Regions from separate parts of the Mus musculus genome. Here all the other regions are linked to region 2. A link is a loop called in an ENCODE intact Hi-C map of the cell type or tissue named here. Cell type or tissue: heart. All regions are shown on one strand. Links, peaks and the distances in the headings refer to the core of each region. The heading gives the core; the rest is flanking DNA. Region 1 holds the start of Gm33489 (a long non-coding RNA gene). Region 2 holds the start of Gm33195 (a long non-coding RNA gene). Region 3 has its middle 12 kb from the start of Gm33489. Region 4 overlaps Dtnbp1 (dystrobrevin binding protein 1). Region 5 overlaps Jarid2 (jumonji, AT rich interactive domain 2). Region 6 holds the start of Jarid2 (jumonji, AT rich interactive domain 2). Region 7 has its middle 8.8 kb from the start of Gm33684.

Region 1 (4,551 bases), core at 216-4,215, 180 kb after region 2:
CTTCAGCCATCATGCACGGGTTGTGATTAGAATTCGTTACCGTGTAATGCTGGGGCGTGGCCTATGCTATCTGGGTTGAGAGTCTCGCAAACACTGAATCATGCAACACATTAGCACTTACTTTCATGCATGTTTGCTCGCATGCTGATGACCTGGAAACGGGGGTGGTGGAGGGTGGTTGGGGGGGGGGGGCTTACGCTCCATATTTTTCCTTGTTGCTCCTGGCTTGTGTCTTCTGTGGTAGGAACACCACAAAGCAACACCTCCTATTTCAGCCTGGAAGGGTGAGAGGAGCAGATGGGTGCAAACTCTGCTCAGAGGGGCCAACAGAGCGCGTGATGGAGAGGGAAGGACGTACCTGGCAGTACCTGCGCACTGCCGGCCATTTCGGCAGCCAGGCTGAATAGGGAGGGGAAGAGCTCAGGCTCAGAGGAGAAGGGCGTCTCACAGTGCTTCTGAGAGCAGGTCTCCCAGGGAAATAGATTCGAGGCTGCTGGTCCCTGCATCAGAGGATTTCAAATCTCCAATGCTGAGCCAGCACTATGGAACACCCTTGTTATCCCAGCACTTGAGAAGTGAAAAGTAGGAGAGTCATGAGTTCAAAGACAGCCTGAGCTACAGAGAGCCTGATTCAAGGATGGACGGGGAGAAGGAGGAAGCATAGTCCTGTTTCTCTTGAACTGTGAGAGTTTATACAATGTACATAACAACATTTAATTTACACACGTTCATAGTTTTATACAGTGTGGCTCCTACCTATGTGCCCATAGCTTTATCTTGTGTTCATGGAAAAGAAGCAGAGATGTGCTCCAACAATGGCAATAAATGATTGTGTTGGTTCCATTTAAAATACTTGTGCAGTGCCTGGAAAGCAAAGGTAGAAGGACTGTAAATCTGAGGCCGCCATGGGCTTCATATCCTAATACAGACTAACAAACAATAGCAAAGAAGATGGCATTGGACACACAAGGAACACACACACACTGATCTTTGTAGGTGACATAAGGGATCTAGTTTTCTGGAGGAAGAGTACACTTTGGTATCCTGGGGTCTCTACCTGACGACTGTGGATTTGAGGCCTTTTGTTGTTCTTGGTCAATCTATAGGATGGAAGACTGTTTATACAGAATCCAGCTCCCACCACCCTGTTTCCATCCTGTTAGATGCTTTTTTTTTTTCTTAACAGAGAATTTTCCTCATGTCAAGAGCAGGACAGTAGAGGTGGTGTGGCAGTGACCTTACTGAAGGACAGTCTGGTGTAATGAACTGCTGGTTAGAGTTTTCACCCTGAACAAATCGTGTGGAATTTAGGGCTTATGGGTTTTAGTGCACATGACAGCCTTGTCTAGAAGTGGCATCCCAGCTTGGAAACTTCCTAAGCATGGAAGAGACCTAGCTTTGTCTTAGATATGAAGCAGGACAACTCAAGAATTTGTTCTTCTTCTGGTAAAGCCTTCAGTCCCAACGAGGGATTTCCGACTCTAAAGACTAATTCCAGGTACTTCCCAACATTCCGTCTCCTAGTGTCGACAACACAGGGACACAGAAATTAATGTTAAAGACACCATCTTCCCTCTTTTCCAAGTCTCACCTTTTCTTCTAATCCGATGGTTGTGAGGTTGTATAGGAAAAAAAATCTATTTGTCTTTTTCTGTTGTGCAGAATTATGGAGGGAAAAAAATCTAAGTAGAGAGGCCATTTGAAGAAAATGGTAGACAAGGGATTGGGGGTGGGAGGGAGAGGGGGGAGGTACCAGGACATAGCATCATTGGGTCAGTGAGGAAGGAAGCCTGCAGGAAAACCTTTACTTACAAACTAAATTTAGAATAAGGTCCCCATTGTTTGTCTTAAAGTATCGAGGGTTCATGAGGTCTTGCTTTGACCCCCAGGGGCCTTGTTCCTCTATTCTAAGCCAGCTCTGAGAGGGAGGAAGCCATCTATCTCCTAAGAATATTTCTGTCTTGTGCCTAAGTTAGTCACGTTAAGAGAGGGAAATGAGATCATGTGAACTTTCCCTGGACAACTTGATGGGAGTGCCCCAGCTGATACAAAGGATTCCTTGTGAGGCTCACTCATGTTTGGGGAGAGTTTACTTTACTGACTGTCCTACACATCACCAACTCTATGGAAGGCAAAGAGCATTCTAGAACAGCGGTCCAGAACAGATGTGACTGCACATGCAGGTGGCCAAAGGACACGGTGGACAGGTCTCAAATTAAACAGCAAGGGAAGCTACTTAGAGAATCTTATAATCACTGAGTTGAGCCTGGTGCTAGCTTCTCCATGATTTCAATGATCACATAAGAAGTGGTTGCTAGGCGGTTGGCAGGCTAAGATGTCAGACTGGCTAGGGGGTTCACTTGTTGCTAAGCCTGAGTTTGATATTTGGGACTTCCGTGATGGAAAGAGAGAACTAACTCCTGTAGCTATCCGCTGACTTCCCCATAAACATTCTGCACTCATGTGTACCCCCTTCTCCCAAATACTTGTTTTAAACATTAAAAAATATGAGAAATATGAATTGGTGTCAAACAGGGATCAAAGAAAGAGACTAGATTTTGGGGGGGGTATGTGTCTTCCTCTGTACTCAGGAGAAAGGGGGGGGGGACTACCTGCTTCAATAGAAATGTCCTCACGAATTGGAGTTTAAGAAGGAAAATACTTGCTTTGACACTTGTCCCCATATCATTTTTACTTTCTCAATTTGAAAATAGCGATTCCAAGTGACCCAAGAAAGAAGGACTGTTGGGCTCTTGGGAGGGTGCAGAATCTGAGTATCTATGCTGCAGGGACCTGGGTTGGCCATAGCAGTTAAGTATGTTGTGCTTAAACAAACTTGAACAAAGCCAGACTGTTTGTGAGAAGGTCAAGATACCACAGAGTGTCTATCTAAACTCTACACTGGCTTGGAAGAAAGCAGACTTAAAAAAAAAAACAAAAAACAAACAACAATAAGACCTTCCACAATTTTAAGTATGGCAAGCACCCACCACAAACAGAATAGACTCCAGTGTCACAGAGATCTAGAGTCCACAAGCACACACAGAATAGAGTCCAATCACATGTGATTGCCATTGTATGATGGACCCCGTGTGAGGTTCACTCTGTGACAGTCATTGTGTGATGGACATACTGTGAATGTCAAGTTTGAGGACAGTCTTCCTGAGATATCTGGTGGCTAGTATTTATATAACTAACCCATGCCCCAAGTCAACGTTGGGAACTTGTTTTCAGTCTTCTCAGAATTCCCAAGCCTCTGTTTTGTGTCCTAGAATTACCTTGTTCCTTCCAACACGATGGCAGCCCTACAAAAAGGTGTTTCGTGGTTCTAGTCAGCTTTACTGTTTGCTTGCTTTTTAACAAACAATTCATTGGCCTCGTCGTCTTTCCTCCTGTGCGCTATACAATACTCAGTGTCGAGAACGAATAATTTTGTAACACATTTTAGAAGTGTTCATGCATAAAGGAGAAATGGGCTTCTCCGAACCATTGGTGAGTGGGACCTTGGGTCTGTCTATTCACAACCTGATAGGCCTGTATTTCTGAAATCTGTATGCTGGAACAGCCGAGCATACAGAAGGTACAATAAATGTTGGGAGGCTGTTGCACCTATCTATGCTCACAAGAATTAGTTACTAAGATCCATGTAAGACATGAGAGGAGAGCGAGATGCTTGGGAGAGCTGTCTAAGACCTTCAGCTTCTGTTGCTTACAATGGGAGTGCATTAGCTAAAGGTGTATGCTTTATAGCTTTGTTTGGTTTTGGAGTCAAATCTTGATGCTTGCAATAATAGGCCCCATGAGCCAAAGACCCCTTGAGTTAGTTTCTTTTCTTGTTTCCATAACAAAATAAGTAATGCAAGCAATCTAAAGGAGAAGAGATTAGTTTGGGCTCAGGGTCTCAAAAGGTGCAGTCCATCATGAGAGGGAAGATTTTTGGGATCGGTCCATCGCGGCAGAAACATATGGCGAGGTTCTTCACAGGGGAGATGGATCAGAAAGCAGAGAGCAGGAGAAGATGCAGGGCCAGGCTGTGCCACTCAAGCTTGTTCCCACAGAGCCACTTCCATCAGCCAGGACCCACCACCCCAAAGCTTCCACAAACTCTTGAAAGACCAGCAGCAATGGAGGACCAGGGATTTAACTTACCAGTCTATGGAGGATATTTTGGATTTACACCATAATATAGCCCATTACCTGTCTCTCTGTCTCTGTCTCTGTCTCTCTCTCTCTCTCTCTGTCTCTCTGTCTCTCTCTCTTCTATGTCTCAAGATGTAAACCCTCAGCTACCACCCCAGCACCATGCCTTCCTGACCACTGTTATGCTGCCCTCTGCCATGATGGTCATGAACTCTAATCCTCTGAAACTGTAAGCCGTAAATAAACACTCTTCTATAAGTTGCCTGGGCCATGATGTCCTATTACAGCAATAGACATAACTAAGAGAGTGAAGAAATTGGAGCACCTATGCAAAAAGGTAAAGGCAAAGATGTTATAAGCAAACACAGGGAGTTGTGTGTCTGGCTCCTTTGTGGCTAATTCTAGTCACTG
Region 2 (4,551 bases), core at 335-4,334:
TCAAATTGTGTTTGCAGTAACTTTGGGGTTCCACACAGGTTCCCTGGGACCTTTTAACCGGTAAAAGTGAGCATTGGAGAACTCAGGGCCCATTACAGCCAACCTGTGGCTTCATCTGCTGGGCTTTTACACTGCCTTTTTCTTTTAAGGGAATCAGCTACAGAAAAAAAAAAAACCCAAAAAGTTCATATCCCTCAATTTGTAAATGAGAAAGCTGGGACCTTGAGTCCCAACCCTGTGCAGTTGCCAAGTAAGAAACTCCATCCTATCCTGGAGCTGAAGAAAACCAAGTTCAGACTGTCAGAATGTGCTGAGTGTTAGGGATTTTTGTCAAATGCAAGAGCCAAGGCTGGAGCCAGGCGCGGCTCTGTCTCCTTTGTGATTCCCTGGCCCATAAGTCTCACTGTGTTTATAACTGTTAAACACAGGGACAGTTGTTCCGTGATCAAAAGAACCCCAAGAAGAACTGAAGACTGGGGTCCGGAGCTGGAGGAAGCAGATGCAGACTCATCAACCAGTGGAGGGGAGAAGGTTTGGCGCCTGGCTGTGGCGGCAGGGTGATCTCTGCTCACTTATTTCAGGAATCTACCTCACTTGCCAGTTCTCTCTCCATGCAATGGTATTCTCTAGTACCTATGTGGCTCTGTGGGATCTGCTACTTAGAACTAAATACATATTCATGGACTCAAAATGTAAACATATATACCAGCCAGGAACTTGCAGAAATATAATTATTAGCCAGGACTTAGTGGGTCTACGAGGCCTGTTGTATAAAGTAATGGTTAAACTCAGGTGTTAATATATACATAAAAGAAGAAAACACATGGTCAGATAAGCATGTCTGACCCCATTTGGTTATGCTGAAGGCACCAGGAGTCCTCATTGGAGTGCAAGGCCTAGGAGAGTCCTCAAGGTTAGCTACCTCTGCCCCTTTCCCTTGTCGTGTGTGTGTGTGTGTGTGCGTGTGTGTGTGTGTGTGTGTTATGGCCACTTCCAGTTACCTAAGTTCCCTCTCCCATGGTCACAAGCTTGAGATGTCGTATTTTTTACTTTAAATCTGGTGTTCTGAGGACTCTCTCTGGCTCAGGTGAAGTTGGGACAGAGTGAGATCTGTGGATGAAAGGCATGGCTACTCTCAAGGAAGCTGTCTTGGAAGATTCCCCCAAACTTCTTCCTGTTCTTAGCGGACAGGTCATTTCCACCACCTTTGGGGTCAATCTGACCCCGAATGACCTTCAAGAGAAAAAAAAACGATAAAAGACAAGAGGCTAGAAAGTTACCCCTTCAGTTGAGTAGTTAGCAGTGGGTGCAGGCTGTCAAAGAATAACTTGGAGGGGGATGTTAAGGATGGCTAGATTCTGGAGGCGGAGCCATTTTTGCCTCTGTAACAGCATCCTACAATGGTGAAACAGCTTATAGTCCTTCAAAGTGCCCCGAAATACAGGGTGGGTTAGATGCCACCTGGGGGCAATCCTGGATTTGTTACAGAGGGGCAGTGTGCAAGGGGAACCACAACCAGACGGGAGAGAGGGAGAGAGGCCATTCACAAGAAACAATGTGCTCGGCCCCAAAAACCCTTGGAGACTGGACTTGTCAGAGCCCATTCTGATTCCCCCACCTAACATTTTGTAGTGTGGTCAGCTCAGTGTTCAAGGGTGGGCTGGTTTATGTCAACATGGTGGGATTACCACAAAAGTCATTCTTTGTACTTTTGAATGCGGCTTTTCCAATGGGGAAAATTAAAACCAACTAAATTGACTTTTTTTCCCCCTCTGTGACCCAATTCCTGGCTTTCTCTGCTTTGTCCTCCGCTGACCAATCCTTTAGGCTCCTTAAGATCTTGATACCATTTGTAGCAAGAAGTTCTAGGGCACTGAGCCACTGACAACCAGGAGCATCCTTACTCTGTTTAATCCTGTACGAGCATCTAGGTGACAGACTAAGGCTTTTAGCAAAAGCAACAAGTGGTTGAAGCAGGGGGACAAGGGCATGTCCCTTCTGCCATCTCTTCATTCACTCGCTGTCCCCCATAGAGGTCTCTGCTAAAGATCTGGTTCGCCAGCTCTACAGCGAGGTCGGAACTCCAACCACAACGACCCGCCACTCCCCCAGGCAGCCTGCTCTGCAGAGGCAGAGCCTTCCACGCCTTCCCGGAGTCTCCGAGCGCACGCGCCACCTGACTAGCGCGGTCATTGGCTGCTGCCTGTTGCTAACCCACGTGACCGGCGCCAGCGCGCTCCGCCCCTGCCCCTGCTAGCCTAGTGCTTTCCTGCGGACGTGCGCTGCTGCCCAGCCTCAGGCTCCAGTCCTGCGCTGGCTGCTGCTGGCTGTCGTCAGCGATGCCGCCGCCGGCCACAAGGTGGCAGTGCCGTGCTGCGTGGCTACACGCCCCTGGAAGCACCGGACCAGCCTTGGTCTGGCAAAAGTTTTCCAGTCTTTCCAGCAGATGCGCCCAGGCCGTGAGCCCTCCCGGGCGGCCTGGAGGCAAGGGATCGGGTGGGGGTGGGGTAGCCGCCGATGTCCTGGGTGGCTTTGGGGGCGATTTGCAAAGGCATGCATTTGTTGTTAAGAGCTCGGAGAAACAGTTTGGGGGAGCCTGTCACAGATGCAAAGTCTGTTGATATTTCCAGGAGTGTTTGGTTTGGTTTGGGCTTTAGGGACCTACAGCAAGCATCGATTCTCGTGGAGGCGAACAACACTGACAGCTACTCTTTGTCTCTCGTCGGGATTCTGAACAGAGCCCGACGTCGCTTCCATTTCAGAGATATATGCCGCTGACACTACCTTGAGAGAGCTCCTGCCTCCATGGTTCCTGACCTGCCTAGAAGGGGAGGGCGCAGGAGACTCTTGTTCTACAGCTGTCCTCGGGATGCCCTCAATTCCCAGGCGCAGGGATAAGCTTGTCTGACCCCATTTGACCCCGCCGCAGGCGCCAGGCGTCCTCATTTATTGCGAGGCCTAAGAGTCCTCAAGGCTTACTGCCTGCCTACCCCCCTCCCCCACCACCCGCCGCTCTTCGTTTTTTGGTGTTTTGTTTTGTTTTGTTTTGTTTTTCCTCTCCTTGTCCTGTGCGGGAATCATATGCCTCCTTCCTGTTGTCTAAGCTCCCCTCTTCCGTAGGCACAAACCTGCCCCCTCTGCGTTTTTTACCTTAAAACAGGTGTTCTGAGGATTGTCTCTAGTTCTGGCGACGTCTTGAAAGAACTGAGTCTGAGCGAGGCAGACAGACGGCAGCATTAGTGGTGATGGAGCTGCACTGCTAAATGTGGAGATGGGAGGGGAAACACACCTGGGCTTCCACAGGGCAGGAGAAGATCTGTCACTTGGGCAGAGCCTTTGAGTCGCACTCAGGTGATCTCCAGGTATCTTTTGTCTGTTTTAACCTGACATTCATTTGCATCTAACAGGACTCCCGAAAGAAGCCTGGTGTAACTGAGTCTGGAATTTTTGCTGGGCTTGCTAGGTCTACACTCTCCCACCTGTGCTCCGAGGAGAGGTGTAGACTATCTCTTGGATTTTGCTTGGAGGATGTCCTTTCCGGACTCAGGACCTAGGAGAGACCAGCAGGAAACAGAACAGAGTCTACATAGGTGAATATCAAAGAATCACCTGGAGAGATTTACAGGTGTGTCCTGGATTTGGGGGAACCATGGAAACACAGAGTCAGCTACCTGTTGTGGTGAAAGTGAAGTCAGGAGTGGGGAAGGGTGGGGAGGGAGAGGGGTGAGGAGGGAGAGGGGTGGAAGGGCTGCTAAACAGTCTCTGTTTCCAAGAGTTAGCAAAACACAGATGTACTAACCTCCCTTGGGTTACTAGATGTACTAACACTCCCTTCATCAGAGTGAGTGGCCTCCTAGTAGAATAGGTTGGCTATGCCACGGAACCATTTTTAGGAGATGTCCAGCAATGGGGAGAGAATTGAAAACCCCACAAGATTATTCCCCCAGGAGTGAGCCAGCATGGATGCATTGCCATATTCCAGGTATATCACCACTCAGGCACAGTTGAACCTACTAGACCTACTGTGGTCTGAATGTTGTTTCCCATTCCCTAATGTATGTTGAAACCCAATATATAATGTGATCATATTAGGAGGTGCGGTCTCTGGAGATGTGATTCAGTTATGACTCAGATACGCCCTTATAAAGGAGGTGATTGAAAAGGGTTGTCTTGGCCCCTTCAGTCATGTGAGGAACACCCACACGTCACCACCTATTCAGCAAGGAGTGGGCCCTCACCAGGCACCAAATCTGCTAGCACCTTGGTCTTCAAATTCTCACCCTCCAGAACAGCGAGTGAGCAATACATTCTCTGCTCTTCAAGTTTCCCCGATTAAGGTGTTTTATTACAGACAACAGACTGGGACAAAAGGCCTGAGTCACAGACCAGTGATTGGCAAAACAGAGAAGCTGAAGCAACTGTACAGCAAGCAGGAGCTCACACACGGGAGCCTACCTCTGGGAATGCCGAGAAGTCAATGCAATGGTCACATCTCAGGTTGTCTGGACACACAGACGGTTCACAAATCCCGGGATGGACCAGGAAGGCCAT
Region 3 (4,551 bases), core at 317-4,316, 190 kb after region 2:
GCACAGTTCAGTGTGACTTTGTCACACCTTTGTCTAGATTCAGGCACTGTTGTGTGGCATGATCTTGCTCTTACACTCTCTCTGTCTCTGCCTCTGCCTCTGTCTCTGTCTCTCCCTGTCTCTCTGTCTCTCTCTCTGTCTCTGTCTCTCTCTTTCTCTCTCTCTCTCTCTCTCTCTCTCTCTCACACACACACAAATAATTAAGGGTGTTTCTTCAGTGTAGTGGTCCTCACACTCACCTAACAGACAAGTAAGTGTAGAACAAAGCAACAAAGCTCAGTCCTCAACACTGTGCATCTGAGTTCAGAATTTCTAGGGGCTTTTGCAGAATAGAAGCGATTTGCATGTAGATGGCTGTATTAGAAATGGGAAAATAACACAGCAGTAGAGGATGCAGGTGAAAGGTCGGAGACAAACAGGCTTGCTCAAATGGCGGTAGGGTGGCTCTGTTGGTGACTATTGTTTTTATGTTCATGTTGCTATAATATTGCTGCTAGACACAAGTAGCTTTGGGGATGCTGGTAAACTCCCTCAAACTTGTTCCCTCCTTGGTGAACATGTTGGTTAAAGCTGTCATGCGCTCCGTCAACATAATCCAGGGATTGTATGCAGAAACCATCAAATAGAGGACTAGTAGTGTGCTGGAGGCGAGGAAAGGGTCTCATAGAAGAACTGAGTGTGGCGACAGCCAGACAAGGTGGCTAGAGGAAACGGGGGAACATTTTCTTACTGTTAGTCCTGCTGTGTCACTTGGGATGACCAAAATGCTATCAGGCTTCTGCTGTAGGTGCATAGCAACCTCTTTGGTGACACGGCCACAATGTCCTATAAGATAGGAAAGAAGAAACTCTTCTCCCGTGACCCTTGCCTCCCACCCCCATAAGACTCACTCCTCTAAGACAACCATCTCCTAGGCTCTTATCTGTGAGTGGAACACCCAGGGGGCTGAGGCAGGAATACCTGGATTTTGAGGATAGCCTAGGCTACAAAGTGAGAGTTCCAGAGCAGGCTGGGCTACATAGTGAGACCTTGTGGGGGCGGGGAAAGTAACAAACAAACAAACAAAAAAAAGGAGCCATTCTCCTAGGCAGAAGAGAATGAACTTGAAATCTTTCCTTCTGTTTTATTCTTTTCTTAGACGTGTTGGCTGTTTACGTAGAAGACGTGTCCTCAGCAGGAAAGACTGGCTATGTAAACTGTATACTTGAAAATATGCCAAGGGGCCCTAAGCCTGTGGACTACAGCTTGATTTAGGAAAGATCACTGTGGAAGATAGCAGGGTGTAACTGACATTCTCAAAGCAGAGTTCAGTGTTGGCACCGGGAACAAATCTATTTATAAAGAGTCCAGTCTCCCAGACCTACTGATGTGCCCAGGAGCAGCACCACCTCCTAGTCCAGAGTCCACCACCCCAGCCTGCCTTACTTCTTCACACGGGGTTCTCGGGAGGTTAAGAGAGTTTATTTTGAAATGAAATGACAACTGGAAGAGGCTTTCATTTTCATATGGGAAAAATCCTCGTAAAGTCTTGCTTTCTCCCCGTGAGCGTTCATCACGGCCGCCTGGAATGCTTTCTGCAGCCAAGTTCTAGTTGATCTTATAAATCTTTCCTTGATCTGGAATTTTTCCCCTCCGCACATTTGTTCTGCTTAAACCTTTCGGCACATTTGTTAACTTGAGTGACATCTGGGAAAAAAAAATCGCCACCCCATTAACTTGAAGTCATCCAATCTGCGGGATGCACGCAGTGCCTTTAATGGGGATGGCTTGGTTCCCTCCCAGATGTTCCTTTTCAGCAGACATCATTGTGTTTTAAAACTTTGGATAATTATAGCTCTGTAAACCTAGGGTACAGATCTGTTGGCTCCAGCCAGCCCCTGCTCCTTATGTAATAGCTCCATTGTTTAGTAATCTCTCTATTCACAAAGCGAAGGGATCCCTGTCAGCAAAGGCATCTATTCAAAGCACCTTCCCGATGCTCAATGCTGATGCTCAACAGTAGCAAAGGCGGTGAACCTCTTGAACGGAAACATCCACGGGGACTTGGCCACACATGTGACCAGGGATGTTTCTCCCCCTTACTTGAGCCAACCATTCTTTAGAAAAGTCACCTTTTCTTGACAAATCGGCTTTCCAGCAACATTTCTTTTGTGGGTGAAACCCCTGCTAAAGCAGGCGACCCCAGTGGGTGGGGCAGGCCGAGTGTGGGGTGTGGGAAATGCTATAAACATTACAGCTGGACCTGAGATGGGATGCAGAACCCTGGGGAGTGGTCCATCTGCGCCCTCCCCGAAGAGGAAGGAGGGAGAAATGTCCTTAAACTACAAAGAATAATTTCTGTGGGCACCGTCAAGAACCAGCAGGGACCTCGCTGTGTAAAGAGATTCTTATATTACATTGGGGACATGGCAAGAGGGTTTAATACACCAAGTTTCCCAAATGTTGGGATTCAAGGGATGTTAAAACCCAGATAGCTCTGGCTCTCTTCCAAGCAGGCTCACACGGGAGCACGAGCCATCTGAAGCACTTGTTCCTTCGCTGCTGTTTCTGAGGGTCCTTGGGAAATGTCCCAAGCAGCCAAAGATCCAGAAGGGGTGAGCAAGGAAACCACCCAGCCGATGCTCACTGCTCCTTCATCTCCCAGAGTCTTAGGAAAGGGCAGAGATGAGTGAAGGAAGAGACGGCGTGAGAGTGGTTTGAATGAATACAGTAAATGGTCCAAGTAGAGACCCTATGTGAGGCTGGTTTACTCCGAACCTAGAAGGTGAAGCTAGCATAATGTCCCCTCCAGAATCAGAGTACTCAAAACTATTGGGAAAATGGCCATTCAGCAACTCAAGACACACGTATGCATGTGTGTGTGTGTGTGTGTGTGTGTGTGTGTGTGTGTGTGTGTGTAATGTGCATGTGTACATCCATGTATAGGCATATATGCATATTTGTATTGAAGGGCTTAAATATTATCTTAATGTAAACACAGTTAAAAATCTTTTCATGACTCGCCTTATTAACTAAAGTAGAACCTTCCAAAACTCTACCCTGCTCAAAACTCCCCTCTGAAGAGTTTCTTACAAATTCAAGAAGGAGACAGATTGTGGGTTCCCATTGACATTGAGGAAAACCAAAGACTCTTCCATCCCTTCCTCTTGATGCTTTAAACTTGTCTCACCTTTTTTTGTGGAGGTTGATAAGCAAATCTTCGTCTTTATGAGCCACTCTTGAATAACTGCATGGATGTGCATAAAGGAACCTATGTTTTCTCTTTAATCTATTATCAGTTTTACGTCCATAGCTGTTCAAGGCTAAGTGTGAGATAAGCGCTGTCATCTCAGTGCGCATATGTGCGTGCCACACATACACAGAGAGAGACAGAGACACACAGAGAAAGACAGAGAGAGTGAGAGAACTGATATTCCCTGTAAACATGCCAAACTAGGGAATACTTTGGCTATAACTACCACTGTACCAGTTTTGTTTTGTTTTTTGTAAGATTTATTTATTTTTATTATATGTAAGTACACTGTAGCTGTCTTCAGACACTCCAGAAAAGGGAGTCAGATCTCATTACAGATGGTTGTGAACCACCATGTGGTTGCTGGGATTTGAACTCAGGACCTTCAGAAGAGCAGTCAGTGCTCTTACCCACTGAGCCATCTCTCCAGCCCCCTGTACCAGTTTATTTACTCACCCATGAGTTACAAACACACAGTTCAGACTGTGGATCTGCCCCTGCGGTCCGTTTCTGTTCCTGCCTGCATTTCTAGGCTCAACCAGGGCCGTACAATTGACACCTTTCAGATGCCAATGTTCTTAAGCCATCCAACACTTGACTTCTTTGCCTCAAAGCCTGAGAGGTCCAAGCATGGCTATCACACAGACCTAAGACAGAACTCATGAAGGTCAAAGACACAGGCAGGGTTCACTGTTCTGTGGCATGAGGATGGCAGCTTTCAGATTTGGGTCAGAGGGGAATGCAAGGCAGAAGTGACAAGGAGAAGACCATATTCAACTGCCAGGGCCAAGTACTTTCTATTAGGTGGCTTCGAAAAGCAGACATTTGTTATCACACTGTTCTAAATCTGGAGCTCCTAGCACAGGACATTGGGGGAACCCTGCTCCCTTTTAGGCACTAGGAAGAGATCTATTTTAAGCTTCTCTCCTGCCTTCTGGTAGATCCTTTGCTCATGGTAGCCAGACTCTAACCTTTACACAATGTTCTCCTTATGTGTCTACGTTTCTTTTATTATGAGGATGCTCAGGTCTTACAGGGCGGTAAGCCCACTCTGCTCCAGAATAGAATCACCATGATCAATTCTTAGACCTGTAAAACTCTTTCTAAACACTCACTTACTTTTAATTTGAGAATCTGTGTTCCTTTGTGCGTGTGCAGCGCGCATGGGGAAGGCAGAGGGCAACTTGCTGGAGTTAGTTTCCCCCTCCCACCGTGAAGTCCTGGTGATGGGACTTAGGTGGTAAGGCTTAAGCAAGCACACCCTCCCCTGTTGAACGAGCCCACCAGCCTGCACCTCTGATTTCTAAGCATAGTCTTAT
Region 4 (4,000 bases), core at 1-4,000, 1.1 Mb after region 2:
GAACCCTGTGTGCCCTGCCTCCATTCCGGCTGTGGCTGGGATGGGGCTGCTCTGATTGCCCCTTTCTCCTCCTCCCTCCTCCCTCCCTACCTTCCTCCCCACTCCCTCCTTCCCTCCTTATCCCCAGTGTCACACTAGGCTCCATGCTAGCCCTGGCCCAGACATTGGCTGTATTTTTATCCATGCTTCTAGACTTCATGAAGACTCACCTCACTGACACTCTGTGGCTACTTGTTCCTTCATCCCCCCCAGGAGTCAGCTAAGGTCTAAATACTGCATCCTGTGTCTTTGTATTGCCTAACACTTAATCTGGGTAGCCTGGGGAATTCAACAAAATTCTGGCGATTTTATTATTCTATGATTCATATTAATCTAAATTAAGAACTTATGTCAAACTTTGTAAAAGACTAACTTAAAACAGAGGACTTAGGAAACATTAAGTCACGTGATGCTACCTTCCTAGTCGCATCAAACTTTACCACCTGATCCTAAATTGGAGCAGAAAAGGCAGTGGGAATTGTTCCATGTCAAGTCTTCCTTTTGTTTAGTGAGACAGGGTTCCAGGCTGCCCAGCTGGCTCTGTACTCATGGTCAAGGATGGTCTTCCTCTGCCTCTCACCTGCCAGGAGGACAAACAGCTGCCACTGCACCAACTCTGCATTCCAACTCACACCAAACCAAGTCAGTAAAGTATAGGAAAAAATGTTACATTTATACCTTTTTAATTAAATTATCATGAATAGATACATGATATGTATTCCAAATATTTATTTTAAATTTGCAGAAATTTAACTACCCTAATACAACCTACTCACCTGCTACAATACCAGCTACACAAATGAGTAAATGTACAACTTAGAATACACACACACACTAGCAAGGCTCCACAGACAAGGAAGTCAAGCCTCAGCATTCTCTCAGCATCCTGCTCACTCTAACAGCATGTCTCTTTAAGTGACTGGTGGAGACAACAGGGAATTTCACTGTGAGAGCCACTTGGGAATGCCTGACAGCTGTGCAAGAAAGAGCTCCACAGATCTTGGTGAGAAGACCACCCCAGAGGGGAACAATTCAGCCTGCAATTTTCCTTTGTGCCATTTGTTTCAAGTAGATATGATCCGTACGTAGTACAGCCTGAGATGTGAAGATTGAAGTAGCATACTAAGATTATTTCACATTTAATGAGCTTCTTTCTAATCAAAATAATTAGCCTCACAGAACAAAGGTGTCTTCTTTGTCTGCATACTCATAGGTCATAGGGGCCAGGAGCTAAAAAATGGAAAACTCTTCAAATGCTTGCGCCCCACTTTTATGTACTGAGGCAATACAGTAATGATGATATGCTAATAAGGAATCTTTAAAAGGTGCATTAACTTGCAAAAGCCATTAGAGAACAAATGAGATTCTCATAGTAGACTAAAAAGGTGCCGAGAGAGTTGCTGTACCCTGTGATGGGACTAACCCTGGAAGGAACTTGGGCAAGCTGATCTGGTTTGTGAAACACAGCCATTAAAGTTCCTACTAGATGCTCTCACAGTCTATATAGAGAAAGCCACACAGTGATAGAAGACCCATCAAAAGCAACACAGAAACTCAATATATGGCTGCTACCTATCTTAGAATTAGTGGACTGTTCTATTGTAGACAAAGGAACAATCTTCAAGCAGATCACACAAAATTAAGTAATAGAAAAAACAGAAAGACAAGGCCTTGACAGTTTAAATTTGCTAAAGGAACATGATTAGACTGCCCTCTAGTGGAAATTCAAGAGAACTCAATAAGTGAAGGGTTTTTTATTTTTTTTTCCTACTTCACCAGATCACACTGAACTGAAACTCAAATTCACCCTTTGGCCCAGGTGCTTGCAACTCAAGGCCCTCCTCCTACCTCAGCTTCCTAAATACTGGAATGAATATATTTAGCTTCCTAAATATATGCATGAAGCACCATGCCTAGCAATAACAATACAGTGCTTTCTGGACTCATATGTCCTAGTCTTTGATTAGAGTACATAGTGACTATTTCATCTAATACGAACTCTGTTTTATCCTTAAAAGCATTTCTCGATGCACAAACTACTACGCTGTTTATCCTGTCACATTTGGATGGATCTTTTAAAAGATGAGTCTCATGTAACACAGGTAGCAGAGGACGGCTGTGAACTTCAGATTCCCCTGCCTCTCCCTCCCAAGTGCTGGGATTGCGCTGTGCATCGACGCTGGCTGCTGATTTATGCTAGACAGCGGTTGAAACCCGGGGCTTCCTGCATTCTAGGTAAAAGCTTTACAAACTGAACTACATCCCAGCCCTCATCTTCCAACACTTAATATCATGGTTTTGTCTCCCAATCTAAACTACATAGTATCCATCTTTTGTTACAAAAAGAAAGAAAGAAAGAAAGATTTTGTAAATTTGCCAAGTTAGACAAACTTCTAGTAGATTGTCAGTCCCCTCATGGCAGACACTCAGGCTTGCTCTAGAGCACAGTACGCAGGGCCACAGTACACAGGAGAGACATAGTAGGCACTGTGCTAAGTGAGTTGACATTGTCATCTCAGTTAATCCTCCAACTACCCTCACAAGCAGGTCCCTGGGGGACTGGTTCCCACAGATGATTTAAAATACCAAATACAATGTAGAAGATATTATGTGAATGCCTGTAGTGCATTATTTAGGAAATGACATGATTGGGGAAAAAATTGTATATGTGTTCAATATAAGCAATTTTAAATAAATATTTTCTGTGTCCAGTTGGCTGAATCTATGGATGCAGAACCTACTGCAGGCATGGAGGGCCAGTTTATCCTGATCTTCATTTGTAGCAGAGAACGAAGCAAGGAACACTGTCTCAGAGATCAGAGTTCACATCCAGTTTCTCACTTTCCAGCATACCTTTATCTTTATTTCCTAAATCGCAGTCTTACCAGTAGCTATCAATTAAACAAGCATTTGTAAGCTAGATGGACCACATCCAAAAAAAAAAAAAAAAAAAATCAATAAGAATGGATTAGCCTTTGCTACTTAACAATTCCTGAGGGGCTAGGTTTCCAAGACTCCTATTTATTAAGCCACAGGCTAGCACAGCTGAAAGCATCATGACATAATATAGATCCCTTACTCTTATAAGGCAGATCATCCAGAAAACAATGCCAAGACCAAAAGATGTACGATGCCTGGAAAATGGAGAGAACGAGTGGATAATGTATTACATCCCACAGAGCCAGGAAAACAAAAGTCAAAGTTGGGATAATAAGATAGCCATTGGCTAGAGCTCTCCGTTCAGAACCTAGGCTCAGATCTCCAGAACCCATTTTAGAAGCCAAACACTGCAGTCCCCATCTGTAACCCCAACACTACCACAGGGAAATGGGCAGTAGAGACTAGTGAATCACCGGAGGCTCACAGGCCAGCTAGGCCAACACAGACAGAAGGAAAGTGGGAAGAGACACTCAAGGTTGCCCTCTGACCTCCACATGCACACCACAGCATGTATGCCCACACTCAAACTCATGAATGTAGTCACGGGAGGGCAAATGGGGATGTGCGCGTGCGCACACACACACACACACACACACACACACTTTAAAAAAAATCACAGTTAAGGTCAGTTACTATTTTCTTCTAAGTTGCATTTAAATTTTGGTATTGTTTAACTAGTTAAGCCTTGTGAGATGATGCCCAAATTTTTAGGTTATGACAGGGCACTTAATATTTTGAAGCTATCAAAAAGGAAACTCAATAATGTATGAATTATCATTTGAAACACTAAACACTTCCAGAACCTAAGAATGATGCCCGAGCTCACTGAATATTAGTTCCTAAAGTACATCAATGACAAAGACATTTTTAAAAAGCTAACCCATAAAACCAGGTTTTATAAAGCTTCCATTATGGTATCAGTACTGATTCTATGAAATTAAGTTGTTTAGATAAAAGTGTTACAATTTCAAAACAACTTTCTTTGAGCATATTCTGTGTTGACAAGATGCTATCTCACATG
Region 5 (4,551 bases), core at 186-4,185, 970 kb after region 2:
AAATGATAAGGCCACATGTGTTTTTAAATTTAACACATTTCATGTTTTAAACTCTAATATGTATATTGATGGTGCTATAAATATTGTTTAGCACAGTGAACTTCTGTAGTGTTGCAGTCTTTGTGGAAATGCTCTATCTACCCCGCCACCAGTTGAAAATACGTTTTTATTTCTAAGCTACATGAATGTTAGAAGTCCTACATACGGTGTATCTTTGAAGCTAGCAGAGTGATTACCGATATTTTAAAGTATCTAGTAATACTAGGTATGTATAAACCCCTTAATTTACAATTCATTTCTTAATCTATTTTGCTGCCAAAATTTCATCTATCCTCTTGGCATGCCCCCCACCCCCATACCCTTCCTCCCAAAGTTCACAAAACTTTATAGCTGTCTCATCTGAGGAAGCTGGGAGGATGATAGGAACATGAGTAGCTTAGTAGTTTACCACTTCTGCTTAAGAGAAGGGTCATCTGTGTCCGGCCAGCCCTGAGGATAAATCTGCAGAGTGGGCCACTTCCTCCACATGTCCCCCATTTCTATGAGTGTATCATTTCATGCTTTGTGTCTCACTACTGATTCGGCTCTTGGGAGATCTGAAGCTCTCTCCTTAAATAAAACCCATTCATTTATTATTTCTTTTGTTTCTTCCATGACTTGGGAGAATTTTCAAAGGACTCATACTTAGTAATGAATCTAGTGAAAAGCTATTTTATTTTGTCACAGGGACACATGCCCATGCTGCAATCCTAGATACTTGGCAGACTCAAGCAGTAGATCTTAAGGGTTTGCCAACCTGGGGGTCTCGAAGGGATGTGGACTGCTTGTCTAATAGATACAAGAAGCTGATTCAGTTTTTAGTATTGTGCCACCACTGTTCCCAAAGAGGTGGTCCCCCCCACCCCCCGTGGGATTGCATCTTGCCGCCTTCTTTAATACTGCACAAGTCTTTGGGTCTAGCTTTGCTAGAAGACAGTCTGATGCGCCACACTCGTGGGCACGATCTCATGGTGTTCTAACTATGAGGGAAATTTACCCATTCTGCACGGGACTTTGGCTTGTACAGAGTGGGTTACTATGTACTCTACTTTATTAGAAGAGTTTTATGCATTTTATTTGTGTGGGATGGGACGTTGTATGCTGTGGTGAACATGTGAAAGTCAGAAGACAGCTTGTTGAGAGTTGGGTCCATGGGGTTACAGAGGTCACTGGGCATGGTGGCAGGCAGCCTTAGTCATAGATAGGGCTATCTTCCCAGTTCTTACAAAACAAGCACACTAGAAAGAAAGCCTTGTCCCAAAGTGCTCATAGGATTTGCTTCTTTAAAGTCTTACGGTAATTTTAAACTTGCACCTCTACCTTTTGATTCCTGGAAGTGTTCTGATACTAGTGGAAGTGTGCTGTCAATTGATTGTTGCTTGTCGCTGTCCCTGTCGATCCTTAAGTTGTTCTGAGAAATGTCATGTGAAAGCACTGTGATGCCTTAGGTTTCTATTTTTTTGAACTGTTTGAGAGACATGCATCTCCTACCAGTTCCTGCAGAGGTAGGGTTGGACTCCAGTGGGAGGCTAGCATCTCCTGTTTGCCTGCTTCCTCCTCTCATTCTCACCACGTGCTGCACATCTCGACTATGTGGAGATAGCCTTTCTAGCCCCTTCTACACTATGCACCCCACAAATGTTCTGCTCTGCTAGCCTTCCCAGGCTCTCCTTGCTTGTGTAGAAGTCTTCCAAGGGAATAGGTTAAGATTGCCATCAAGTGGTTGGTCTTGGTAGTGGACAATAGTGTGCACATAAGTCCAGTTTCTTAGCCTCTCTGTGCAGAACAGTGAAGTTTAGGAATAGTGTTTGAGGAGTAATCTGCTCTTACTTATTTGAGCTGATGTATGTTAAGGAGCCGTCTTTGTAATCCCAAACTGTGCCTTGTATCAAAGACAGGTACAGCTGAATCTATTTGGCTGGGTTCAGTCTGGCTACTGGATGGAGTACAGGCCATTTAGAAGGAGTGTACCTCAAGATCTGGCTTAAAAGTGCAGTGCGTGTCAATCCCGTCAAGATCCTGATCAAAAGTGTGTCATCCTACCTCATGATCTGGATTAAAACCCTGTGTCTATTCCAGCCTAGAGATCTGGAACACGAGTGTGACCACCATTTCTGTCTGGTTATAGTTCATTCCAGATAAAGTCAAATTGACAACCTAGAATTGCTATCCACCCCTTGTCATTCACCACTCGACACACAGTTATATCTCCTTATATCATAGATTATTTTCACTAAATTCAATTCCCAAACAATAACCAGGTCATAATAACGCCTAACAACATTTCTTGTAAAACCACAGATGCTTATTTTAAATTTACAATAGGTTCTTGGGGAGCAGCATCCTTTTAGTATCTCAAACACAAATATGATTTTAATTGATGTTAAAGAAATTGAAAGAAAATACAAATATGTAAAAATGTATTCTTAATGGAATCCAGTGGAAGCAGGAGAGTCAGTTAAAATGCTCATTTCTGCCGGGCGTGGTGGGGCATGCCTTTAATCCCAGCACTCGAGAGGTAGAGGCAGTCGGATTTCTGAGTTCGAGGCCAACCTGGTCTACAAAGTGAGTTCCAGGACAGCCAGGGCTATACAGAGAAACCCTGTCTCGAAAAACCAAGAAAAAAAAGAGAGCTCATTTCTGCAACTGCTCACATGGTTCATAGATGGTATTTATAACTACTTCTTCTCTTCATTCTGCATTATCTCCATCCTCTGCAAGCACCTCAGCCCGTCCTGGTTCTTTTCCTGGAAAAGTGACCCTTACCTTCTTTCCTCATGGGAATCCTTTTGTCCTTCTGCCTGGATAGGCTGTTGTAGTTTCCCATGGACTTTAAACAGGGCATGGCAACACTAAGAGAAGCCCTACAGGATCTCCTTCACTCCAGACATAATCTTTCTGCAGCAGAAAGCCCTATATGTTTGGCTCCTGTTGTTTTTCTATTTCTAAAAGTAAAGTAGTAATTTTTCTCTCTCTCAGGAGTGTCAGTCTCAGAATCGGTGAGGATTCCTTTGACGTCTTAGTAGAAAGCACACCCTGCAGAAGGTGATTAGGGTTGAGGCAGCTGCACGCAGGAGCAGACCACTTGGAAAGAATTGAAGACCAGGTGTGCACCGTTCCAAGGTTCTGGATGTCAGTACCTTGAAATCAGGATCCATTCTAATACTAAGAGCTATGGCTTTGACCCGGCCACCTTTACTTTCCCCTTGCAGGCTCTCCTCCATGGCGTGGGTAAGGAAGGACTGTCCTACGAGCATAGAAGGTGGTCCGAATTAGCAGGTGCTCCTACCGCTGTATGCAGTTGCTTGCCCTTGAGATCTGTGAGCTGCCTGCGGTGGTAGTGGTTTAACTGCCTTTGAGCTGCATGAGAAAGGTTTCTGCTTGCTCATTTGGAAGGAGAAACCTTATTTGGAGGGAAAAAACAAAGAATGGAAAAATATCCAAATGGTGTAAATATGAAACAGTGGAAGAAAAAAACCTTTGGACCTATTTTGAACAGTTATTTCAAACTGAACGAGGGTATACTTTATAGTCATCCACATTACAATCTGTCAAGTCATATTAAGCCAGAATTCCTGGATTCTAGCCATCTCAAGCAATATTGAACACATCAAAAATTTTGAATGTGTTGGAATGAACATTGACATTGGATCTTAATTTTCATTCTCTTAGTAGCAGAAATAATCAGATTACCAGAAATAATCCGTAGCAGTAAGTTTACAGATTTTGCAGTATATTTGGAGACTTTGATGGCTAAACATAATTAGGAAATCTGAGATCCAAAGCACCTCTAAAGCAGAGTTTTTTGAGCATCATAAGGGCTTTGGGTTTTGTGGGTCTTGAGACATTGCTCTATGGTTTAGAACACTTGTGGTTTTTCTTGGGTGGGCTTGGCTGTCCTGAGTCCAGCACTGAAGAGCAGACTGGCCTTGTACTTATCCTCTGCCCCCAGAGAGGAACACTTTTTTCTTGTAGATAAAAGGACGCTGGTTTGGTTCCCAACAACCACTCACATGGTAGCTCTAGTTGCACTTACATGGGTACTGACGATTTGTTTCTGATTTCCAAGTAAGTGCACTGAGTACAAATGGCACACATATATACATGCAGACCTGGGCCTGATCCCCAGGACCCAGATGGTAAACTAACAATCTCTCTCTCTCTCTCTCTCTCTCTCTCTCTCTCTCTCTCTCTCTCTCACACTCTCTCTCTCTCTCTCTCTCTCTCTCTCTCACTCACACACACACACACACACACACACACACACACACAGGTGTTAGCTTTGTCCCATTCATTGGGTATGGCAGAGAATGACTTTCTGGTATTTATATGGCATATTGTCTACATTGTATTTTTGGACCAGGAGTTGTCTTTTTTTTTTTTCCCCTTTGGATGAATGCATGGAAGGTCCTTGTGAAGTCTCTGTCAAAGAACCAAGGCTGTATGGTGTGTTCATCTCCCTAATCCCGTGCAATGCAGAAAACCGAGTGTGAGTGCTGCACTACCTCTTGG
Region 6 (4,551 bases), core at 252-4,251, 870 kb after region 2:
TGTACAGGTCGTAATGATCCGAATGGGTTTGGAAAGCACCTTGTGTCAAGACGACCATAAAGTCACTTGGGTGGTCAAAACTGAACTGTAAAATAGAAATGTATTCGATCATTCCAACCAAACGGAAACAGTGAACAATTTGTGCATTATTTAAGACACACAGGCAATTAATTTTTCTGCTTGTAAAATGAACATGAGTTTTAGAAACTTAAAAAATAAGACAAATAATGAGGTATAACTTTTTAAAAATAAGGGTGTCTTATGTCAACTCATGAAACAGTCCAATAACCTGCATGGTTCTAAACTAGGGTTTTGTTACTTTATAATCCTCTCCATAAGCTTTGGCCGGAATCAACTTGCAGATGTGGAAACTGAGCAGCTTAGGAAAGCCATCGCTCAACTTGTCTGAAGTGGCCACTGTGACCTCTGAATCCATAGGTGTTAACTCGCTTTTTTAGAACCTTCTAGACACCATGACTAAGTTGCCCTGTTGCGACTAACAGTGGAATGGTCGTGACTCGGGAGTGCTTGTTTTGGGAACCGACTGCCCGGGAGGAGAGAGAGGAAGAAGCCAATGTGTGTCTGCAGGTGGATGGGAGAGGCTCCAAGCCTTTTCGCTTCCCTGAGGCTAGCCAGTCAGATTTGAAAAGCAGGACCTTGAAGACCATAGGTTAGAACCAGGAAATTAGCGCCGAGGCTGGGAGCCGTGCTAAAGTTCCTGCGAATGCCCCCGAGAGCGACAGCAGGGCCTGCGATCCATTGATCTGAGCGACTGGCGAGCCTGGGCAGGGCAGGGGCTGGGGCAGGTAAGGCTGCGGGGCACAGACCATTGGGCTCTCGGGCACTCAGTGTTCGAGACGCTTCCTTACGGGCTGCCTGTGTTGGGGGGTCGGTCTCCATTTTTCCGTTCACGGTTTCACCTCGGCGTTGGGAGTCTCGGTCGCGGACAGCCCTAGTCCTGAGGGTAAAGACCCCCTTCACCGTCTCCAGGGACGGCGGGGCTTCACCTCGGAGCCACCGGCGACGGCCTAGGGTCGCGTCGGCCCCGGGGACAGGGGCGGGCACGCGGGCCGGCGACCACGAGGCCGCGAGCTTTCGCCGGGAGGCTGCCCCAGCCGCGTCTGCCTCGCGCGTGGGGTCGCGTGCGGCCGCGGGCCGGCTTGGAGCCGTGACCTCGGACCACCCCGGCGGCCGAGCGGCCGCCCGCTTGCTCGGCACACGGGCGCTTGTCCTGAGGTGACACCGCCGGCAACGGCTGAAGCAAGCGGGCGCTGCCGATCAGCGAGTTCGCACCGAGCGAGGATCCCTCTTGGTGCGTGGCCCAGTTTGGCTGAGGACCCGCTCCAACCCCTCGCTGACACCGCCCCCCGCCGCCGCCGCCGCCACGCTCCGAGGCCTTTCCCCCGGGAAGCCTGGCGGCTTGCCCTCGCGGGCCCGCGGGCGCGCTCTCGCGCGCCGATTCCTCGATTCCACAGGCGGTTCGCGCCCGGGGTGGGGGCGGGGCGGGGCGCGCGGGGCCGGGCCGAGCCGGGCCGGGCCGGGAGGGCGGCCCCCGCGGGGAGGGGACTGGGGGGCGGGGCCGGCGTGGGGAGTTCCTCGCTCCCGGACCACACGCTCCGCGGGCCAATCCCGAGCCAGCCTCTAGCAGTGTCGCACGCGGGACACGTCCAAGCGTTTGTTGGCAGGGCCCGGGGAAGGGGGAGGGGGAAGCGATCGGGGAAAAGGGAGTTGAGTGACAGGAGGCGTGGGGCACGCTGGGAATTGTAGTTCTTCGCTTCCGTGGCCATAGCCATTTTGTAGTCAAGGGACTACAACTTCCAGAAGATCAAGGGGACTATTCTAAGGTGCCCCGGGAATAGGCGGCTCTCCCCCGGGCCGGGCGTCCTGGGGCACTGGTACCCAGCTGCCCGGCTGCAGGTAGACGTGAGGGCAGTGGCGAAGGTTTGCATGCGGCGACTGTTGGGTGAGCGGACTGCGGGTGGGGGGGGGGGGGGGGAAGGGGCTGAGGTGGAGCGACCGAGCGTGCCATGCATTGAGCTAGGGAGCCTCTCTCAATTCCACGACTGGGCTCGGCGTGGGAGAGGCGCCTGACGGGCGGCCCGCAGAGGCTTCGTGGAGGCCTTTCCGGGGTCTCGTCGACGGGGCTGCGGGAGTTCTCCGCACCGGGCCGGGGCTTGTGGGCAGAGGTTAGGCAGGCGTGCGGGGGGCTCAGCTGTGGGAGTTTTCGGCTGGCGGGAGGTGGCGAATTAGCCGAGGAGCCCTAACTTGTATAAAAGCAGAGTCCATTTAAAGTTGGGCTGGCTAGCCTCTCTCTCATTGGTTAAGGGGCTTGGAAAAAAGAGACTCGGCGAGCCCTCCGCTGTGGTGCTGCCGCCGCCACCGCCGCCGCTGGAGTTGACTCTTCTGCTCGCACTGCTGCTGCAGCACAAACGTGACTTCCAACATTTTAAATTTATCTTTTCCTTTTTTCTTCTTCAAGATGTAACTACAGATCAGATACTAAGGACCTTCACGTTTCGCTGATGTAGTTTTTGGAAGAAAAAGGGGGGGAGTGAAGGGCGTCGGTTTTTTTTTTTTTCTTCTTTTTTTTTCTTTTCTTTTTTTGTGTCTGTTGTATGTTTCGGGGGAAATTTTCCATTATGAGTGTTTTACTAAAGTGAATTTTTCTTGTTTGCTTCGCTCGTCTTTGGCTCTTTTTATATTTTTTCTTTTATCCTTCTCAATTTCGGATTTATTTCAAGGCGAATCTGGTTTTGGGGGAAGAGGAAGAAAAGTCGGATTACAAGATCAACCACCACCAACAACAATAAAAACCACCAGGATATTTTTTTGCAAATTTCTGACGGCTTTAAATTCATGAAGCAATTGTCCCCTTTTGCAATCAGCATTTGGATCTCAGAATGAGCAAGGAAAGACCCAAGAGGAATATCATTCAGAAGAAATACGTAAGTGCTCTTAACAACACATCCTTTGGCTTGCAGTTTTAAGCGATGGTTGTGAATGTCAAGTTTATAGATAATTCTGCAGCTGAAAGGTTTTAAACAGCGTCCGATAAAGCTCTTTCTTTTCCGAAAGGGCTTTTCAGGCAAAGTCGTGTCTGCCTAGTTTGGTTGAGAAAACAGACTGGTGTAGAGATACCTCAAGTATATAAATTGACCTCGAATGACACAACGTTGATGTAGTTTTGGTGAAAGGCAAGGGGTTTTGGTGGAGGTTGGGGTTCTGTGTGTGGGGGCCCCCGCAGTGATCTAACTGCATTCTCGGGCGGATTTGGTCCCATATTGCACTTTGCATACAAATGAGCCTGTTATTAGTGTTATTTGGAAAATCGTGTAAGGTATGTGTGTTGGAAGCTAAGTTGCAATCCAGAGTACGATTATGGCGATCTTCTAGCACTGGCACATCATTTAATATATGTGGCCCTTTTGGCTTATCTAGCTTGCAACATGACCCAGTTGGGAATCATGTTACTGGGAATGCATTTATTGGTATTGACTTTTATAAAGAGGCTGGTTTTGGTTCTAAAGATTCATGGTTTCTAGTTTGAGGGGAAAAACATAGCTCATGTAAAAGTATATGTGTGCCTGAGTGAATGCATGTTAATACGAATAATTTCTCCCTGAAAACTGGGTTTCTGAGATTGGGTTGTGATGGTTAGGTTTGTTTTGTGCACAGTATAGCAGCGTCTTGCTTGGCATAGGGAGTGTTTTTGTTTTGTGTAGTGGCTTTTTTTTTTTTTTTTTTTTTTTTGTAAGTTTGGGGGGAGGGAGTAGAGAGGGAAACCAGGGGATTAACCAAATATGCACTCGAGTGATCCGGTGGTTAGCTGCGTATGCTTTAGAGCAAAGTACACTTTTTTCCCCCAGAAAAAAAAAAGGCCCTTGAAGATAAATAAAGAACAATGCGACCCTATGAGAAAGTTTTATTTAACTAGGGTCGATGATTTGGTCTTAATATTTTTCCTTTTTGGTTAGAGAGGAGTGTATAATGGGAGATGACCTTCTGGGCAGTGGTTTTGTTAAATGTGTACACACACACACATTTAATGGAAAACCTGAATTTCTCCCGGAGAGCTGATCCTAATCTATACACGTAAACTTAACTTGAAAGAAACGTAAGATTAAATGAAGCTCAACTTACAAAGCCTACTCCATAAGGAATTTAAGAATTAAAATACATCCGCATTGCAGTGGGCCGGGTAAAGCGCAAAGGACTAGTTTAAACTCGATGTGTAGAAACTGCATGGACACACAGCCTTGCCTTGGAGCGTGGACTCCTTCCCAGAGCATGTCTCCTGACGTAGCCACAAAGGATATGGGGTAGAACTTGGGACGAGAACCCCCACCCTATCCCGGACCCCGATAAGTTGGAGAACACCGTGGGTAGGCATTTTGTTTTTTTGTTTTTTTTTGCTGGAGGCCAGCGGACCCTGTGGAGTCTGGACATCCGGCCGCAAGCCGGCGGTGGCTGTGCGAGGCAGAGCGTGAGTTGCTGCTGCGGGAGCCGAGTCTGCTCACGCGGTGCTCCGGACGCAGCCGGCCGGGAGGGTGC
Region 7 (4,551 bases), core at 328-4,327, 290 kb after region 2:
ACACACACACACACACAGAGGAGAAAAACAAAACACAGATCAATCGGATCCCCATTTCCCTAGCAGGTGATCTGGCCGTCTTGCTGGCTACCTTGTAACAACCACCATCAGGCCTTCTTGACGGCTACTTTGTAACAACTACCTCCTGACCTAATTAACAGCTACTTTGTAACAACCACCTCCTGGCCTAATCAACAGCTACTTTGTAACTATTGTCTTCTCTCTGGCTGCTTTTTAAGTATCTCCTCACTATTGTCCTGCAGTTTATCTCCAAAGCCTTCAGATGTCCTTTATTTGTAATCCTCTGACTTAGATTTAGGGAATGCTATGGTTCAAACTTGGTTTGCTTGTATCCCTTACTGTTTGTGAGATGCTGGCTTGATGTCCAGAAAAACAGCACCGAGAGCTGGTGGAGCCTGTAAGTGGGAGGTTCTTAGGTAAGTTTGAGGATGTGACTTTAAAACGGACCATAGGACTCCAGCCTCCCTCTGGGTCCTTGTTTGAAGATATGACCTGTTCTTCCCACGTATGCTTTCCCAACGTACCTCACCTGCCTTAAGACCTTCACCAGAAGATCACCAGCGACACTGGTGACCCTCTAGATCCCTTGACTCTAGAACCGTTACCCTGACTTGGGTATTTTGTTACAGGAACAGAAAACAGATGACTTCAGGACTTTCTAGGATAATTATTAATATGATTGGTTAATTCTGAAAATTTTTTCAGCTATTATCTCTTGGATTGTGCCTCTTCCCCACTACAATTAACCCCTTCTGGAACACTGATTAGAGAGCAGTTAAACTGGTGACTCCCCTGTAGTAGCCACCTGTGGCTAGTTAGGACATCCAACGCTAGAGCTGTTTCATCAGGCACACCTCAGCGCATGCTCACTCTCTCTCTCTCTCTTAATCTTTCTTTCATATTTTCCAATTCTGTCTCATGGGCACATGAATGAATGTTTCGTTTAGGCCAATATTCCGGTTCTCCGTTCACTATTTCTTCATTAGTCTGTTCAATCACATACTTTTTAAAAATCCATTGTATATACAGTTTTGTTCCTAGACATTATATTTTGAGATATATGTAAATCTAAACATAAAATAGACCTGGTGGTGATATTACTCTAGGATTTTCTGAACCATCTTTTTTCTTTTTTCTTCCTTTCCTTTTTTCTTTCCTTCTTTCTTCCTTTCTCTCTTTCTTTCTTCTTTCTTTTTCTTTTTTTTTTTTTTTGCAAGAAGTTTTATCAGCCCCTATAAGTAATGTGATTTCTGACCAAATGCTCATGATTCGGGGAGGAGTGTTGGGATGGGGGAGTGCTGGCTCAAGGTAAGTGTTTCTCACGGGAAACTCTGTTTCCCCTTTCCCCAGCCCCTAGAGTTCTGACAGATTCGCTTTCTAGCTGTCAGGTTTTATATGTGGTAGAGTTTACATCTCATTAATCTAGCAGTGGCTGTTGTCCCTTGGGCTCCCAGCTTAACGCATGAGTGCTGAGATACGCGATAGTTTGTGTTTTTCCATGGTGTTATATTCTACACATTGGGAAAGCCCTAGATGGCAGGGCCCTGCTTCCCATGAAGCCATCTAGGTCTCAAGTATTTATGGTTTGACAGCAAGCTCTGGAGGAAACAGCCAACCTCTGTACTCAGAGTGTCACTGATTTTATTTATAAATTGTTATGATTACCGTCCATTGTGGTGATTCATGGCTGTAATCTTAATTCTTAGACTGAAGTGGAAAGACTGTCATGAGTTCAAGGTCAACTGAGGCTATACAGTTTAGACCACCTGACCTACATAGTAAGACCTTAACAAACAAACAAACAAACAAACAAAATGAAACAAACAAACAAGCAAGCAAAAGCAAAATAAAAAACCCAAAGACCAGCAACAACAAAAAACCCTAATTCTAACAAAAACATCATGAAAATCGAGTAGCAGAACATCTACACAACAGCAATGTTACACACACACACAAACACAGAGAGAGAGAGAGATTTCATATATATACATATTTATGATGAACTTTGATTTATCAATCAAGTATAACAAGAGTTACAATAACTAACAATGAAATAGAACCATTATGATAATGCACTGCAATAAAATTTACTACAGTTTGTGGATTCTTTATTTCTGGAATTTTCCACTTAATATTTTAGGGCTGGAATTGAACATGGGCAACGGAAGCCCTGGAAAGTAAAAGCAAAGGCAAGCGTGAAGTGCCGGGAGACAGAAGCTGGAGCTTCTCTGCACAGTTCTGAACTGAGACAGTTCCAGGTCCAGGAAGCAGCCTGATGGACACATTCTTGCCCACAAGGCATCTAGATGCTTGTGTTAGGCTTATGTGTCTGAGGCTGCTCAGCACCTGGGAACTCAGCTCTGGATTCTGAACCTTGACATCCTCTCCTCCCAGCTACATTGTTCCTAGACCTCACCCTGGACCACTCAGCTCAGTGAGCAAGAGCATCCCACAGGCTGCCACTCCCATCCATGCCTTTGATCCATCTGACGGAACAGCTACTGGTGCCTGTGGCTCTTTTGCTCTATGTTGCCAGAGCCAACTAACCAGTGCTAGGCTGCAGGAAGCCAAAAATAGCCACACTGGACAGTCATGGGTAGAGCGTTAAACACCCTAGTGGCCCATTTGCAAAAAAAGAGAAAATGGGTGAAATTGATCAGAAAGATGCGTTCTGTGCAACCTAATATATTAAAAATGCCACACTGACACATGATAGTGTTAAGAGCTTTTCCATCAAGGCATTTCAAAATGTACTTAGGTTTGGATATGCATGTGTGTGTTCATGTACGTGCATGTGCACATGTTTATGTAGGCAAGAGGTCAGCCTTGAGTGTTTTTCTTCAGAATTATATCTATCTTGGTTTTTGAGACTCTTTGATTCATCCAGGCTGGCTGGTCAGAGATCCCCTGGGAGTCTCTGCTTTCCCAACACTGAGATTATCAAGGAGTATTAGCACATCTGGATTTAAAAAAAAAAAAAAAGAAAAGAAAAAACAACTGGGGACAAAGCTTACACAGCCAGCAAATTACTGAGTCATCTCCCCAACTCAGTGTTAAAGTTACTCATGAGAGACATTACTTTTCTTTGGTCTGTCTTCAAAATTTGGTTGTTTATACTCCATCGTATTTGATTTGGGCTAGTTCATCAACTGAACAGCCACACGTGTCTGATGGCTACCATATTGGACAGTGTAGATCTCAAGTGGTCTAAGAGTTTCAAGCGATCACTCGTAACTTAAAACTTAAGGAACTGTAAGAATTTAAAACACATTTCTCATGCTTTCCTTATGTTTTCAGTGGGACCCATAAATGAAAGCTCCAAAAAGTTATTTTCTCCCACTATATTGTTAATGAGCCCAATCTCCTTCCCTCATATGCACAGCTGTCTGCCTGGAAGACCCACTCTTTCCCTTTTCCCCAGTCACCTCAAAGGAATCTATTTTCCTCCCTAAAGTTTAAAAGGCAAATCTTCAGCAAACTGAAGCTAAAGCAAAGTAGCTTTCCTGAATCCGCTAGGCAGCTTGTCAGCTCCACCTGGGGCCTTGTCCATATCTTCCAACTACATTGTATCTGCTTCACAGCACTGCCCGGTCTCAACTGAATTTGTTTTATAGAGAAGGGGTATTTCTCATCTCTATTATACTAGTCACTTTTGCGTTACTATGACAAAATGCAAGGAGATAAGAAAATTTAAAGGAGGAAAGGTTTCTTTGGGCTCATGGTTTCAGTCTCTGACTGCCTGATCCTGACACTTGAGACTTATGGTAAGGCTGTAAATCACAGTGGAGAGTGTGTTGGAGGAAGCTGCTCACCTCGTGACAGCTGGTAAGCAAAGAGAAAAAGAAGGAGCCAGAATCCCAATATCTTCTTCAAGGGTATGTCATCAACAACATAACTTCCTTCCACTGGGCCCAAGCTCCTAAAAGTTCTACCACCTCTCAACAGTGCCACAAGTGGATCCAAACTGAAGCGTCTGTAGACCCAATACCTAACACAGGGATGGATGCTCACAACCTGAAAGTTTAGTTCCCTGGATAGAATGGTCCAAGAAAGAAGCAAAGTGAGACATACCAGCCAAGACCAAAGCCATGATATGATTGTAGCCTAAGCTTAGAAGGGGGTTCACCATCACTTTCTCAACATTCTGCTTGTCATAGATCACCCTGGTTTGGGCATCTCTATATGGTAGATGCCAACAGAGGTCTCTTAGAGGCTGGTTATAGAATAAGGAATGGAACACAGAAATTCTAGACAAGAGAATGTAAGTTTCAAATTTAGAATCTTGATATCCTGTCCAATGGAAGTCAAGCTCTTCAGATTCTCAGCACGGCATCTTCTGGTCATACCCACAGGATAGCTTGCTACTGTAGAATCATTTCTTAACCATTTCCCTGTGATCTTAAACGAGTTCTACTGTGTGAGCCAGGGCCAAATCCTGATAGGTGAGCGCCTGGCCCCAACCATAGAGAAGTGTCTCTTGCTTGATAAGGAGAAACCCAGATCTGCTTGCTGAGTGAATGGATTCATTCC

The links. A loop is a pair of places that touch in the nucleus more often than their neighbours do. Peaks named below come from ENCODE experiments on the same cell type or tissue, not always from the same donor. Only the 100,000 strongest peaks of a DNase experiment are listed, where the experiment ranks them.
Region 1: a loop joins it to region 2, with 5 times the contacts of the local background. A loop is called at or near these places in 4 of 42 quality-filtered maps.
Region 3: a loop joins it to region 2, with 3 times the contacts of the local background. A loop is called at or near these places in 6 of 42 quality-filtered maps.
Region 4: a loop joins it to region 2, with 3 times the contacts of the local background. A loop is called at or near these places in 18 of 42 quality-filtered maps.
Region 5: a loop joins it to region 2, with 2.5 times the contacts of the local background. A loop is called at or near these places in 11 of 42 quality-filtered maps.
Region 6: a loop joins it to region 2, with 4 times the contacts of the local background. A loop is called at or near these places in 16 of 42 quality-filtered maps.
Region 7: a loop joins it to region 2, with 2.6 times the contacts of the local background. A loop is called at or near these places in 4 of 42 quality-filtered maps.

Annotation. Positions count from the first base shown.
Region 1 is chr13:44,044,704-44,049,254 of GRCm38, forward strand. It overlaps Gm33489 (a long non-coding RNA gene), which reads right to left and starts at 416. Exons shown (of 4, transcript XR_382281.3): 1 at 198-416. In heart, for the core only: no CTCF peak of the experiment used is centred there; a DNase peak (open chromatin) is centred at 1,928; H3K27ac peaks cover 1,229 bases.
Region 2 is chr13:43,862,415-43,866,965 of GRCm38, forward strand. It overlaps Gm33195 (a long non-coding RNA gene), which reads left to right and starts at 800. Exons shown (of 3, transcript XR_873323.2): 1 at 800-913; 2 at 3,408-3,625; 3 at 3,894-4,551. In heart, for the core only: CTCF peaks have their summits at 2,343 (motif pointing right) and 2,549; DNase peaks (open chromatin) are centred at 1,487, 2,297 and 2,887; H3K4me3 peaks cover 1,620 bases; H3K27ac peaks cover 3,111 bases.
Region 3 is chr13:44,054,427-44,058,977 of GRCm38, forward strand. No RefSeq gene overlaps it. Among named protein-coding and RNA genes, the nearest start is that of Gm33489, 12 kb to the left of the region's middle. In heart, for the core only: no CTCF peak of the experiment used is centred there; DNase peaks (open chromatin) are centred at 1,435, 1,875 and 3,955; H3K27ac peaks cover 3,889 bases.
Region 4 is chr13:44,976,244-44,980,243 of GRCm38, forward strand. The region is part of intron 5 of Dtnbp1 (dystrobrevin binding protein 1); the gene reads right to left. Among named protein-coding and RNA genes, the nearest start is that of Dtnbp1, 24 kb to the right of the region's middle. In heart, for the core only: a CTCF peak has its summit at 1,755 (motif pointing left); no DNase peak of the experiment used is centred there.
Region 5 is chr13:44,831,832-44,836,382 of GRCm38, forward strand. The region is part of intron 2 of Jarid2 (jumonji, AT rich interactive domain 2); the gene reads left to right. Among named protein-coding and RNA genes, the nearest start is that of Jarid2, 100 kb to the left of the region's middle. In heart, for the core only: a CTCF peak has its summit at 1,757; no DNase peak of the experiment used is centred there.
Region 6 is chr13:44,728,972-44,733,522 of GRCm38, forward strand. Jarid2 (jumonji, AT rich interactive domain 2) reads left to right here and starts at 2,300. Exons shown (of 18, transcript NM_001205043.1): 1 at 2,300-2,945. The coding sequence starts at 2,901. In heart, for the core only: a CTCF peak has its summit at 2,417; DNase peaks (open chromatin) are centred at 860, 1,690 and 2,290; H3K4me3 peaks cover 3,967 bases; H3K27ac peaks cover 3,884 bases.
Region 7 is chr13:44,157,069-44,161,619 of GRCm38, forward strand. No RefSeq gene overlaps it. Among named protein-coding and RNA genes, the nearest start is that of Gm33684, 8.8 kb to the left of the region's middle. In heart, for the core only: a CTCF peak has its summit at 2,655; a DNase peak (open chromatin) is centred at 2,553.